Regions from separate parts of the Homo sapiens genome. Here regions 2 and 3 are each linked to region 1. The links are chromatin contacts, found by Hi-C or POLR2A ChIA-PET in ENCODE. All regions are on one chromosome and are shown on one strand. The core of a region is the stretch at or near the end of the contact, and the rest is flanking DNA. Distances in the headings are between cores, read along the strand shown. Region 1 holds the start of GATAD2B (GATA zinc finger domain containing 2B). Region 2 holds the start of SYT11 (synaptotagmin 11). Region 3 holds the start of PMVK (phosphomevalonate kinase).

Region 1 (4,102 bases), core at 436-2,935:
GAAGGAGACTAGATGGCTGGAGGACAGAGATGGGAAGGAAGCTTACTTTTCACTTTGTACAACCACATGCATGCTTTTCTACTCAAAATATAAATTTTTAGAAAAAATGTCCTAAAAACTACAAAAGCATCAGCTCTTCTCCAACACAGATCTGTTAAACCTGTTTTAATTCCATCAGCTACAAATCCAAATCCCTCTTTTGCAGTCTGGCCTGAAAACACTGCTCTTGCCCTTTGCTGAAATATATTAAGTATCCTTCGCCTCTGCTGAAATGTATTAAGTATCCCCCCATCTCTCTCTCTCTCTTACACACACACACACGCACACACACACGCCCCCCAAATAAGCATTTATCAGAAATGAGAAAACTGGTTCTCAGGAGGCTACCTGATTTTCCAGGGGACAACAGAGAAAAGGTTGCTAGCTAGCTCAGTTAGCATCCACATGCCACCCACCACCAAGCCTCCATCTCCACCTCACTGCCAGCCCTATGAGCTAACATCTTGTGTTTGGAAGTTGATGCTGGGGAAGAATCCAAAGAGGCTACCATACCTTTATGAAACGGGAAAGCTGTACCGGGCGCGCGAATGGCACCTGAACCTCTGCACTCGCATGAGTGGCTCGCTCCTCAATGTAATTGAGAGCAGGGAGGCCAAAAGTACTCTAAGTCCCGGTGTGGTTAGGGAAGGGTAAGTTCCACCGACCCTCAGGAACTGAACTGGAAGACAGATCCAGTGTGTCCCACAAGCCCAGTCGCTGTAGAAGCTAAGTGCCCACATAGCCTGAGACAATTCTCTTCCCCTACGGGAGGGCGAGCGAACGGTGGACGACGAAATAAAGGGGTAAGGTTATGCGCTCCTGATCCCTTTCCCTAAATAAAGATAATTATCTGGTGCTTCCTTTACCCTTAGATTCCCCATTCGTCCCATCCGCCCGCAAACACAAGACTGAGCAGGGAGCGGCCCCCGCACCCTGAGGGCACCACTGGGGGTGGAGAGAGTTAAAAAAAAAAAGGGGGGGGCGCGCTAGAGAGGAAAGGAGGGGAGCATGGCGGGCATGAGGCAGGGAGTGAAAGCGGGGATGGCGGGGGAAACGGGGCGTGAGGGAGGGGAGAAAGAGTACAAGGAGACGAAATGAAGGGACACGAGCTGGGGGCGCGCGAGGCCGAAGTGAAAGACCGGGTCGCGCGCGCCAAGGGGGGAGAGGATGAGGTGAAGAAGGAGCGCGAGGCGGGGGCGCGCCGTGCCGGGGTGGGGGGAGGGGGACGCAAGGCGGGGGCGCGCGGGCGGGCGTCGGCTCGCGGGCGCTTCCCCTCCCCCCGCCCCTCCACCTTTCCCTTCCCCCACCTCCGCCACCACTGCCTCCTCCCAGCCTCCTTCCCTTCCTCGCTCCTCACCGCCCCCGGGCGGGCGGGCGGCCAGGCTGGCCTAGGCCAAAGCTCCTCACCTGGCGGTGGCGGTGTAACTCCCGGCTAGCTCGCCTCCTCAGGCGGCGGCGGAGGCGTCGAAAAAGGAAGAGGCGACGGCACAGGGGATCCAGACCCTGCTGACGGGACTAGGGACGGGGGTAGGGGAGGGGGGCGGGCCGGACCGGGGCGGGCGGGCGGAGCAGACACTGCGGTACAGACGGGGGCAGCGGCGGCGGCGACGGCTGCACCGGCGGCGGCGGCACCACACAAACAAGGACGCTGATTGGGCAGCTGCCAAGCGCCTCGGCTCCGCCTTACCCACACGCCACGACGCCCATTGGGCGACCTAAGCCGGCCACCCCGCCCTCATCTTCTCGGCCATGCCAGTAGAAGACTAGATGCCGGGACTTCACCCCACCCTTGAAGAATGAGTGGCCGGAGAAGTGATGATTGGCGTGCTTAAAACCCAATCATAAACGGAGGAGGGGGGATGGTCTAGCGGGGGCGCGTTAATGGGTACCTCTGCCAGTCCCAGACACATCCGGGTCTTCGACAGCCCATTAAGTGTCGGGGGTCAAAAAATCGCTTCAGGCTGCAACTTTACCTTAGAGACGTTTTGGTCCCCAGGCAGCCGCCGTACCCCAGTCTCTCCAAACCGGGATTCCCCTTTGGCCATCTCTCATTCTTTCAATTCTAAAGATGGAGACTGGCGAACGGCGATGGGGTCTGCGGTGGGCGGTGTTTCGTCGCGACAGACTCTAGGAAATTTCACGATAGAACTAGCTTTAGGCGCTTGAGCCTTGCCGTCTTTTTGGGGTGTGGCCTGTCTCCGTCTGCCAAAGGCTTTGAGCTTCCTGGTGTTCATCGTACCTCCGCTTGGTCCTGTCGTGACTAAACCACGACAGCAGGAAAAAAAAAAAAGCAGCTAGCCAAGTTGCTGAGGAATTACGGTGTGCAGAGCCCTCGCAGCTCCTTCTCTTGGGAACTCCTGGTCTGGTTAGGTTCTCAGCGAGGAAACAGCCTCCCACCCCGCCCGATTCCACCTAATTAACTCAAGGGCCAGCTCCTTTTGCTGGCCTCCCTGCTTCCACGGAGCAGTTAGGCCCGCCTAAACTCAGCGAGCGTTTCTGGAGCACCTTGAGGATAGGGACCAAGTAACAGAGTCCGGGTGTTAAGGTTATGATAGTAGTTAACGTTTTTGGAAAGAGACTGTGTCAGGCTCTGTGCTAAGAACTTTACATGAAGTATTTATTCCTCATGACTGTGAGGTAGGTACTGTTATCCCTACTTTACAAATGAGGAAAATTAGGATCAAAAAATTTGTCCAGTTACACGTTAAGTGGTAGAGCTGAAATTTGAACCCAAGTAGATGAGGAAACTAAGGCTCAGAGAGGTTAAGTAACTTGCCAAAGGTCAGACCGCTAGTTAGTGACTAAGCAGTGGTTTAAACCCAGAAACAACTGGTTCCACAGGCATTTTGTTATTGTTGTTTTCTCACTGTGTCTCCCAGGCTGGAGTGCAGTGGTACAATCTCAGTTCCTGCAACCTCCGCCTCCCAGGTTCAAACGATCCTCCTGCCTCAACAGCCTCCCGAGTAGCTGGGATTACAGGCGCGCGGCTAATTTTTGTGTTTTTAGTAGAGACGGGGTTTCGCCATGTTGGCCAGGCTGGTCTCGAACTCCTGACCTCAGGTGATCCTCCTGCCTCAGCCTCCCAAAGTGCTGGGATTACAGGTGTGTGAGCCACCACGCCAGCCTCCACAGGTATTTGAACATGTTTTTTAAATTATTTAAAAGTCATGCTGTGCAATGGAAATGAAATTATAATGGAGGACATGGCAACTTAAAGCCGTAGGTAGATCCTACACAAACACAGACGCACCCATTTTTTTTTTCTTTTTTTTCTTTGAGACAGTCTCCCTCTGTCGCCCAGGCTGGAGTGCAGTGGCGTGATCTCAGCTGCCTGCAATCTCCACCACCCAGGCTCAAGCCATCTTTCCACCTCAGCCTCCCAAGTAGCTGGCATTACAGGCGCACGTGACCACGCCCGGCTGATTTTTGTATTTTTGGTAAAGACAGGGTTTCACTATGTTTCCCAGGCTGGTCTCATAAATTCCTGGCCTCAAGTGATCCACCCGCCTTGGCGTCCCAAAGTGGTGGGATTACAGGCGTGAACAACCGCGCCCACCGCAGCCCCCACTTTATTTATTTTTTAAATTAGCGATGAGGTCTTGCTATGTTACCCAGGCTGCTCTGAAACTCCTGGGCTCAAGAGATCCTCCCGGCCGGGCGCGGTGGCTCAGGCCTGTAATCCCAGCACTTCGGGAGGCCGAGGCAGGTAGATCACGAGGTCAGGAGATCGAGACCATCCTGGCTAACACAGTGAAACCCCGTCTCTACTAAAAATACAAAAAAGTAGCCGGTCGTGGTGGCGGGCGCCTGTAGTCCCAGCTACTCGGGAGGCTGAGGCAGGAGAATGGCGTGAACCCGGGAGGTGGAGTTTGCAGTGAGCCAAGATCTTGCCACTGCATTCCAGCCTGGGCGACAGAGCGAGACTCTGTCTCAAAAAAAAAAAAAAAAAAGAGATCCTCCCACTTCAGCCTCCCAAATAGCTGGGACTACAGGTGTACATCACTGCAAGCAGCATTCAACTTTTTTTTTTTTTTTTTTTTTTTTGAGACAGAGTCTCCCTCTA
Region 2 (4,102 bases), core at 691-3,190, 1.9 Mb after region 1:
GCTGAGGCAGGAGAATCGCTTGAACCCGGGAGACGGAGGTGGCAGTGAGCCGGCATCGTGCCACTGCACTCCAACCTGAGCGACAGTGAGACTCTGTATCAAAAAAAAAAAAAGATTAACAACTAATTTTTCTCACTACGAGTCACCTGGAACACAGGACCAAGGGACTGAAGAAGTCATAAAATGCCAGAAAAAGAAGTCTCTAAATTACAAATAGTGCAGGCTCCTGATTAAAACTAAGGCACTCTTGGACTCAGGCTATAGTAATTATTCATATATGTACAATATTCTGCATTTTACAAAATGCTCTCACATTTTCTTAGGTGACTTGGTCTCCACAATAGACTGTAAGATTATTATATCATATTCCAGTTTGCACAGGACAAAGTTCTGGCTCATCTGAGTAGGTGATTTCACAACGGTACACAGACAGCTATCAAGGAGAATCAGGTATTAAGTCTCCTAACTCTAGCTAATAATGCATTGACCCAGTGTCCAGGAGGCTGCCTGGGGTGTAACAGATGTTCAATAATTCAATACGTGCTTTTTGAATGAGCGAATGAATGAATGACTTCTAAAATGATGTTATTTCCACTTTTCTAGAAAAACAATGTCTGGAATCCACGGAGATTAAAAAAATAATAAAAAACAGAATGTCAAAAGGTGGAAAAATACTTTCAACCCCCTCATTTTACAGGTAAACCACCAACACAAATTTATACATTTGAACTAATCCTATCTGTAAACAGAATCCAACGGATGAAATTATCCACAGCCAAAATGAAGGTTGAAATTTATGCAAACATGGCAGTAGTCTGACTAACCTGAATCACACCAACTCTCCCAAATACCAAGGAAGACTCCAGAAGCTCGGAGTTTCATGTGTGTTGTTCTTTGACCTACAGAATACACAGATCTTTCGGTTTGGCCTCTCTCATACGAAACCCTAAGCACTTGAGGTTCATGAAAAAAATTCAACACTGATTAACTTTGGCACTTTTCATTAGTTGTTTTTTTTTTTTTTTTTAAACAGCTTTGCATACCACAATATCCATCTGTTTTACGTGTACAACCAAATTTTTTTTTTTTTTTTTTTTTCAGACGGAGTCTTGTTCTGTTGCCCAGGCTGGAGTGCAGTGGCGCGATCTCGGTTCACTGCAACCTCCACCTCCTGGGCTCAAGCGATCCTCGTGTCTCAGCCTCCCAAGTAGCGTGTGCCACCACGCCCGGCTAATCTTTGTATTTTTAGTAGAGATGGGGGTTTCACCATGCTGGCCAGGCTGGTCTCGAACTCCTGACCTCAAGTGATCTGCCCGCCTTGGCCTCCCAAAGGTTTGGGATTACAGGCATGAGCCACCGTGCCCGGCTGTTTTTTTAAAATTAGTAAATGTTCAGAGTTGTGCAACCATCCCCAGGTTTGGTCTTTCATCAGAGTTTCTGAGGTTTAAGACAGTTTCCATCCACTGTGAAATATAAGCCAAAAAAAAAAGTTCTGTAATAACCTTTAGCGGTCTCAGAAATGCATAATGATGGCAGTCGATACTGAAATCCAGGCAGTACAGAATTTTATTTTCCCAAAATTCTGGAACTCAGGACCGAGAACATTTTGCTGCTGTATTAAAGCCCAGAAAACTGAAATCAGAGGATTTCATATAATAATCTACCTATGCTTCTTACCCTTCAGTACTTTCTCGTTTTGGAACCACAGCGCGTCAGTGGGCGCGGCCTCATTCTCGGGAAAACTCGGCGGTGGGAGGAGTCCCCTCCGGGAGAGCTTCCTGAAGGGGGCGAGGGCTGACTTCCGTAATCTTTCGGAAGAGGCGGAGTCTTCTTCCGAGGACCATTCGGAAGAGGCGGAGTCTTCTTCCGAGGACCATTCGGAAGAAGGCGGAGCCTACCTCTCATCAGGACCAGTCTGACTGCACCTGCATCCTTAGCTCAGCGCATCCCCGGAGCATCTTAAGAGCTGAGCGCAGCTGACAACTAGGGGCCGGACCGTCGCAGGAGGCGTCCGCTGGATACCTTCCCCCTTCCCTGACCTAGAGCTCTACAGCTGCTGCCTCGGTACTGACCGAGGGTTCCCAGAGCTGTCTCACCATTGCAAAAACGTTATAGCAACAGCCTCTGATTACGACATGGCTGAGATCACCAATATCCGACCTAGCTTTGGTAAGTAGACTCGGGAAAACTAAGCTTGAGGTGGTCAGAATGGTTGCAAGGCCAAGGGGGCCCAGCGGCAGGGCAGAGAATGCAGCCCAGACCAGAGCCTTCAAAATGCCAGCCCCACTAAAATCGGGCCTGTGGTGGTGGGTAGTGGGTAGTGGGCAGTTGACAGTGCATGAACTTGAGCTATGGGCTGCAGGGACTGGCAGGGCCTGAGCCACACCGAGGGTGGGGAAGTCCAGGATGCTAAAACCTTGTATGGTGCACTGTCAGCACTGCTGGAGGTGAGAAACAGCAAGCGTGCGGAGGATGTGAACCCCTCCTTCTGGGGGAGGAGAGGTGGGGTAGGCCAAGCCCTCCCCCTTGGGGCACACAGGGCGGTGCCCCTTCCTCCCCCTCCCATTCCTAAGGGCTGCGGGGGAGGGAAGTGACAAGGGGGATGGGGCATCAAGATGGCAGCTTGGAGACTGTGGGCCGTGTGGCTGGCAGCCAGGGGAGGCGGCGGCCTCTGGGGAAAGAGGGGTGCGGGGTGGGGAGCAAAAAGGAAGCCACTCCTTAAGCCGGTCAGCTGGATGCTGGGGCTAGGAGGAAACGTGAGCCCTGCAAGCTCCATTCCGCATCGTAATGGTGGGGTCCCTCCGATGCTACCAAATGGCGCTTGGCGCTGCTGGGCTGGGGGATGACGTGATGTCTATTTCTGGGCCTCCTGGCAGCGCCGACGCTCTCCTTCCGGGGCCTTTGTTCCCTGTTTCCCTGGGCCGCCTTTTCAAAAAGGGGGACTGACCAGCGTTGATGCTGGCGGGGGCGCGATCCAGGCCGGAGGGGGAGGGGCGAAAGAGGCCCAGCCCGGGGGAGGCCGCTTTGTGTACCGCAGAAAGCATTACGTCATTTCAGAGCGGCTGGTCCCCGACCCAGCCCTGTGGGCTCCAAGATTAGTTTTACACTCTCTGGAGCAGAAAGTGGAGTGGAAAATAGGGAAGAAGGTGGCAAAGACAAGCTTGAGAAGGAAGTTTTTTCCTCTTTGGGGACTCCTGCAGTATATGCTAAAGGAGCAAACTTCCTGTGTTATGCTTTCCTGATCAAATAAATAAAATATAATTGCCCTGCTTCTCCTTGATTCAGTTTAGATGGGGGAAGCCAGTGAGAGTTGCTGCCAAAGAACCTTCTTATTCCTTCAGGGATTCTATCCCTCAGACAATCCAGTAGGTTTGAGCATCGGGACTCCAGTTTTTAGGGTGGAGACACAATCCAGCTAGGAAATGGCTTTTCTCATTCCTGAATAAGAGGTACAGTGAAATGAGCAGAATCCAGTGTGCTCTATCCCCTCAGAATAAGGAAGAAGAAATCAAATCAGATGTGTTCAGATAACTGATCTTCACACTCATTAACTACTTGTTCTCACTTATTCCACAAGGCTAAATCTTGATGGTATTTTTTCTTCCACTTCACCTTCCGCATCTTTATTCTTTGAGTTCTAAGTTTCCAAAACAAAAGTCCCTTTCATGATCACATGAGCAATCCATGATTTCTTCCTGTTCTTTTTCTTCTTATTCCCTTCCAACAGATTCCTTTCTCTAACTGCAGTTCCAGAATCCTTGAAAAAAGGAGATGGTGTGGAACATAATATAGTGATTTCTCTTAGAGGGACTATTATTGGGAAAGGGAAAATAAATTATATCAGCCTGTTACATACTACATTTTATTTAATCCTAACAAATACCCTCGAGTGTATGTATTATTATATATACTTGCCAGACAAGGAAACCAAAGCTCAGAAATAAAATAACTTGGCTAAAGCCAAACAAATGACTAAAGGTAGCACTAGTTTGTTTTTGTTTTTGTTTTTGAGACGGAGTTTCGATCTTGTTGCCCAGGTTGGAGTGCAATGGCGTGATCTTGGCCCACCACAACCTCTGCCTCCTGGGTTCAAGCGATTATC
Region 3 (4,102 bases), core at 1,033-3,532, 1.0 Mb after region 1:
CTCCTGAGTATCTGGGATTACTGGCATGCACCACCATACCCAGCTAATTTTTTTTATCTTTTGTAGAGAGGGGGTCTCACTATGTTGCCCTGGCTGTAAGTGTTCTTATTTTCATGTTTCAGATGAGGAAGCTGAGGTTGTGAAAGGAGGATTGACTCCCCCAAAGCAACACTGCAAGTAGTGAAGCCAAGATTGGTAAAATAAATATAGCCAACATTTAGTTCCTGCACCTCTGCTAGGTGCCAATAATTATTCTAAGCCCTTCACACACATTATCTCATTTAATCCCCACAACCACCCTATTATCATCCCCATTTTACAGATGACAAAACTGAGACGCAGGCCAGGTGCGGTGGTGGTTCACGTCTGTAATCCCAGCACTCTGGGAGGCCGAGGCAGGCAGATCACCTGAGGTCAGGAGTTCCAGACCAGCCTGGCCAACATGGTGAAACCTGTCTCTACTAAAAATACAAAAGTTAGCTGGGCATGGTGGCACACACCTGTAATCCCAGCTACTCGGGAGGCTGAGACAGGAAAATCGCTTGAACCCAGGAGACAGAGGTTGCGGTGAGCCGCAACCTGGGTGCGCTCCAGCCTGGGTGACAGAGCAAGACTCCGTCTCAAAAAAAAAAAAAAAAAAAAAAAAAAAACATGAGGCACAGAGTGAATGACAGATGTGTACAAGATCACACACTAATCAACAGTGAGCCAGGGTTTGCATCCCAGCAGTCTAATTCCAGAGCCTGTGCTTCGGACCACTATTTGACGTCAGGGTTTGGAGGTGAGGAGAAATGCAACTTAGGAAAAGGTGGTGAGATACTTAGTGATGAAAAATTCAGGTGGTGACCTCTGCTCTGGGCTCTCCCACACCTTCATAGAACCCCCGTGGTACCCAAAAGCAGCTTCCTGGTACCCCCACCACACTGGCCTTCAAGAGGAGAGGAGCCCCACTTTCTCCCCAACCTCTGCTCTCCTAGCCCAGGTCTCAGCAAAATGCTCCTGCACAGAAGATCTTGCTTTGACAGAAAACACTGTGCAAAAGGTATTATTATTTGGGGAGGCAGCCAGATAAAACAGAAAGAAACCAGTCCTTGGCGCAAGATAAAGTTGAATTTGTTTGGGTTTTTTTTCTTTTTGTTTCAATTATATATTAATTGCTGAGATGCCCATCATGAACCACAAAGCTGAATTTGAATCCTGGATTTGCCACTTACTTTGTGACCAGCAAGGGTTTTTTGTTGTTAACTTCGTATGTTATTTTATTTTATTTTACTTCGAGACAGGGTCTCAGGCTCTGCTGCAAGGACTGGAGGACAGTAGCATGATTACAATTCACTGTAGCCCCCAGGTTCAAGCGATCCTCCCACCTCAGCCTCCTGAGTAGCTTGGACTAGAGGTGCTCGCCATCGCACTAGGCTAACTTTTCCATTTTTTTGTAGAGACTAGGGTCTTACTGTGTTGCCCAGGCTGGTCTCCACTACTGGGCTCTCAAGCCATCCTCGCACCTCTGTCTCCCAAAGTGCTGGGGTGACAGACATGACCACCACACCCGGCCTGTTTAACTTTTTAAGAGCCTCAGTTTCTTCACCTGTGAAATGGAGATGCTAATAATGGCACACAGTACCTAACAAAGAGGTGAAGAGGGTTTTTTGTTTTGTTTTTTTAAGACAGGGTCTCGCTCTGTCGCCCAGGCTGGAGTGCAGTGGCCAATCTCGCCTCACTGCAACCTCCGCCTCCCGGGCTCAAGCGATTCTTCTACCTCAGGCTCCTGAATAGCTGGGACCACAGGCACGCGTCACCACGCCCAGCTACTTTTTGGATTTTTCGTAGAGGCGGGGTCTCGCCATGTTGCCCAGGCTGGTATCCAACGCCTGGTATATAGAAAGTGCCTTCGTAGGAACCATTATTAATGCTTCTCAGAGAGACCTGCAGCTGAAGGTCTTTGGAGAGGTGGTCACCTGCTTCTTTGAGGCTCGCCTGTGTAGACTACTGTTTTATGTAATGGTGGCATTCCACCTTCCCCAGCCCAGTGCTCCTCCTGCCTTGCAAACGGACGACCCGTACTCCAAAGCTCACTCCGTGACACCCAAAAGCACTCCTCGTGTCACGTGATGCGGAGAGCTCCCCCTTCCACCTTTCCCGCCTCACGGACACCTGCTCTGCAGCGCCTCGGTCACGAAGTCCTTCCCGGATTTCCTCTTGCCGCTGAACAGCAGTACCAGCCGCGGGGCGCCTCCCAGCGGGGCCATGGGGCCGCCACGCCTCGCGATGCCTGAAGCTGACACTTCTCCCTACCCCTAAAATCGGGACACCGCGCGGAATGGACGCGGCCACTAAGCGGAGCGGCAACAAGGAACAATCGCGCCCCTCCTCGCCGTAGCTGCGAACAGGGCTGACCGCCCGCGACCGTGCCCTCAGCTCATGTCCAAACAGATATGGGGAGAAAAGGGTGAGACACGCGGAGAGAAAGGCGGTTCCTTCACAGAGCAGCCTCCCCTCGTGAAGCTCCCCCACCCGAACTCACTTAGAACAGTCCAGCCCCGCCCAGAACCTTCGCTCACAGCCTGGCCTGCTTAACTGACACCCGGGGAGGAACCGGACGCGACTACCTTCCTCCGAGGGGGGTGACGTCTGAAATTTCCTGAGGTGAACCCCATGTTCCCTTCCGCGCAGCCCTAAAACTTTAGGAAAAAAAATCTCTGGAGTGAGATCACGTTGGAGACGTTTTGGAAACTGCCCTTTTGCCTGTGCGTTATAGTACATGTGCCACAGCAAATCTGCGCGCGCCCCAGAGTGGGAATGGGTCTTCCTGGGGGCGTAAGGCAGCCCTGACGCGAGCGGCGTGTCTGGCCACGTCATGTCGGGGGAGGAGCAGAATCGCGCACACGATATTTCATTGTCAAGCAGATTTTATAACCCGAGACGTCACTAAGATGTGGCCCTTTAAGCCCGGCGAGAAACCTTTGATTGCTTTTCTAGCCGCAGCCTCCGGCCCAAAGGTTTTCGGAAGCAAACGGCGTGGGTGACATCAATAGTAAGGGAGCGTTGAATCCCTAGATGAGATTGCCTGGTTTCATCCGAAGTCTGGCTCCCAGCCAGAAGTTTGAGAGGCAGGATAAGAATAATCTGTCCTTTCCCTGCATCCCCGGTTCTGCCTCTTCCCGCAGTAGGTGACGGGTTGCCCCAGCTGAGTACGTCGAGTTGTTTTTGGCTATGACTTGCCGTCCTGCATTTTTCTGAGCATGTCAGAACAGAGCCTGCAACTCATTACTGCCTCCACTAGAGAAAAAGTGTAGTGTGGAGACTTAGGGAGAAACCATTAATTTCCTGAATGTTGAAAAGAGGCACAGGAGAGTGGTCAGATGCAAAAAGAACAGACTTAAGGAGGTGGTTTTTTGTTTTTTGGGGTTTTTTTTGTTTTTTTTCAGCAACCCAGAAAACACTGCACTCATCAACGCCCTAGAAGGCAGCACAGAGTGGATTTTCAGTCCCAGCTTGGACACTTAGCAAGTCACTCTGAGTTTACCACTGATAAGGCCCACTTCCCAGGGTTATAATAAGAAAGGAATGAAGAAAATATATGACAAGGTACAATAAAATACTTTGTAAGTTCTCAAGTATCATCCAGATGTAAGGGGTTGTTATTTATTCTTAGCACTTCGTCATTCAACACAGAATCAGATTTTCCAGCTCATCTTCAATAAACATGTATTTGGGCCTCCACGGAAAGTCCACATCTCCTGTTTTACCTGAGTCACATGGAAGGAGTCAGAACTTACTCCCGGAGTCTCTTTCCTCACCTGACCCAATGCACGCCCCTTACCTCCCTCTCTGACTCTGAGATCCAGCTCCCTGAATACCTAGTGAGCGATCAGAAAACTTCCCCCAGGCTCACGCCTGTAATCTCCGCACTTTGGGAGGCCAAGGCGGATCACCTGAGGGCAGGAGTTCGAGACCAGCCTGGCCAGCATGGTGAAACCCCATCTCTACTAAAAATACAAAAATTAGCTGGATAGCTGGACGTGGTGGCGGGCACCTGCAATCCAGCTACTCAGGAGGCTGAGGCATGAGAACACTTGAACCTGGGAGGCAGAGGTTGCAG

The links. A loop is a pair of places that touch in the nucleus more often than their neighbours do. ChIA-PET counts read pairs that join two places held with the same protein, here RNA polymerase II (POLR2A). Pooled maps may share reads with other maps.
Region 2: a loop to region 1 is called in a map of naive thymus-derived CD4-positive, alpha-beta T cell, with 39 times the contacts of the local background. The contact joins the promoter of SYT11 here to the promoter of GATAD2B in region 1. A Hi-C loop is called at or near these places in 1 of 168 maps with a recorded cell type or tissue (naive thymus-derived CD4-positive, alpha-beta T cell), 1 of 37 single-sample maps with no recorded cell type and 7 of 50 pooled maps.
Region 3: a map with no recorded cell type shows a loop between it and region 1 (19-fold over the local background). The contact joins the promoter of PMVK here to the promoter of GATAD2B in region 1. A Hi-C loop is called at or near these places in 1 of 37 single-sample maps with no recorded cell type and 5 of 50 pooled maps. POLR2A ChIA-PET finds 5 or more read pairs at or near these places in 1 of 52 experiments (B cell).

Annotation. Positions count from the first base shown.
Region 1 is chr1:153,921,287-153,925,388 of GRCh38, forward strand. GATAD2B (GATA zinc finger domain containing 2B) reads right to left here and starts at 1,686. Exons shown (of 11, transcript NM_020699.4): 1 at 1,447-1,686. LOC101928059 (a long non-coding RNA gene) reads left to right here and starts at 2,087. Exons shown (of 4, transcript XR_922160.3): 1 at 2,087-2,676. RefSeq lists silencers at 1,470-1,789, 2,467-2,761, 3,820-3,993 and an enhancer at 1,920-2,159.
Region 2 is chr1:155,857,627-155,861,728 of GRCh38, forward strand. SYT11 (synaptotagmin 11) reads left to right here and starts at 1,941. Exons shown (of 4, transcript NM_152280.5): 1 at 1,941-2,169. The coding sequence starts at 2,136. It also overlaps a transcript of GON4L not described here. RefSeq lists enhancers at 1-541, 1,782-1,891, 2,082-2,181.
Region 3 is chr1:154,934,437-154,938,538 of GRCh38, forward strand. It overlaps PMVK (phosphomevalonate kinase), which reads right to left and starts at 2,283. Exons shown (of 5, transcript NM_006556.4): 1 at 2,155-2,283. The coding sequence starts at 2,249. RefSeq lists a silencer at 1,733-1,832 and enhancers at 1,789-2,731, 2,553-2,752, 2,732-3,673.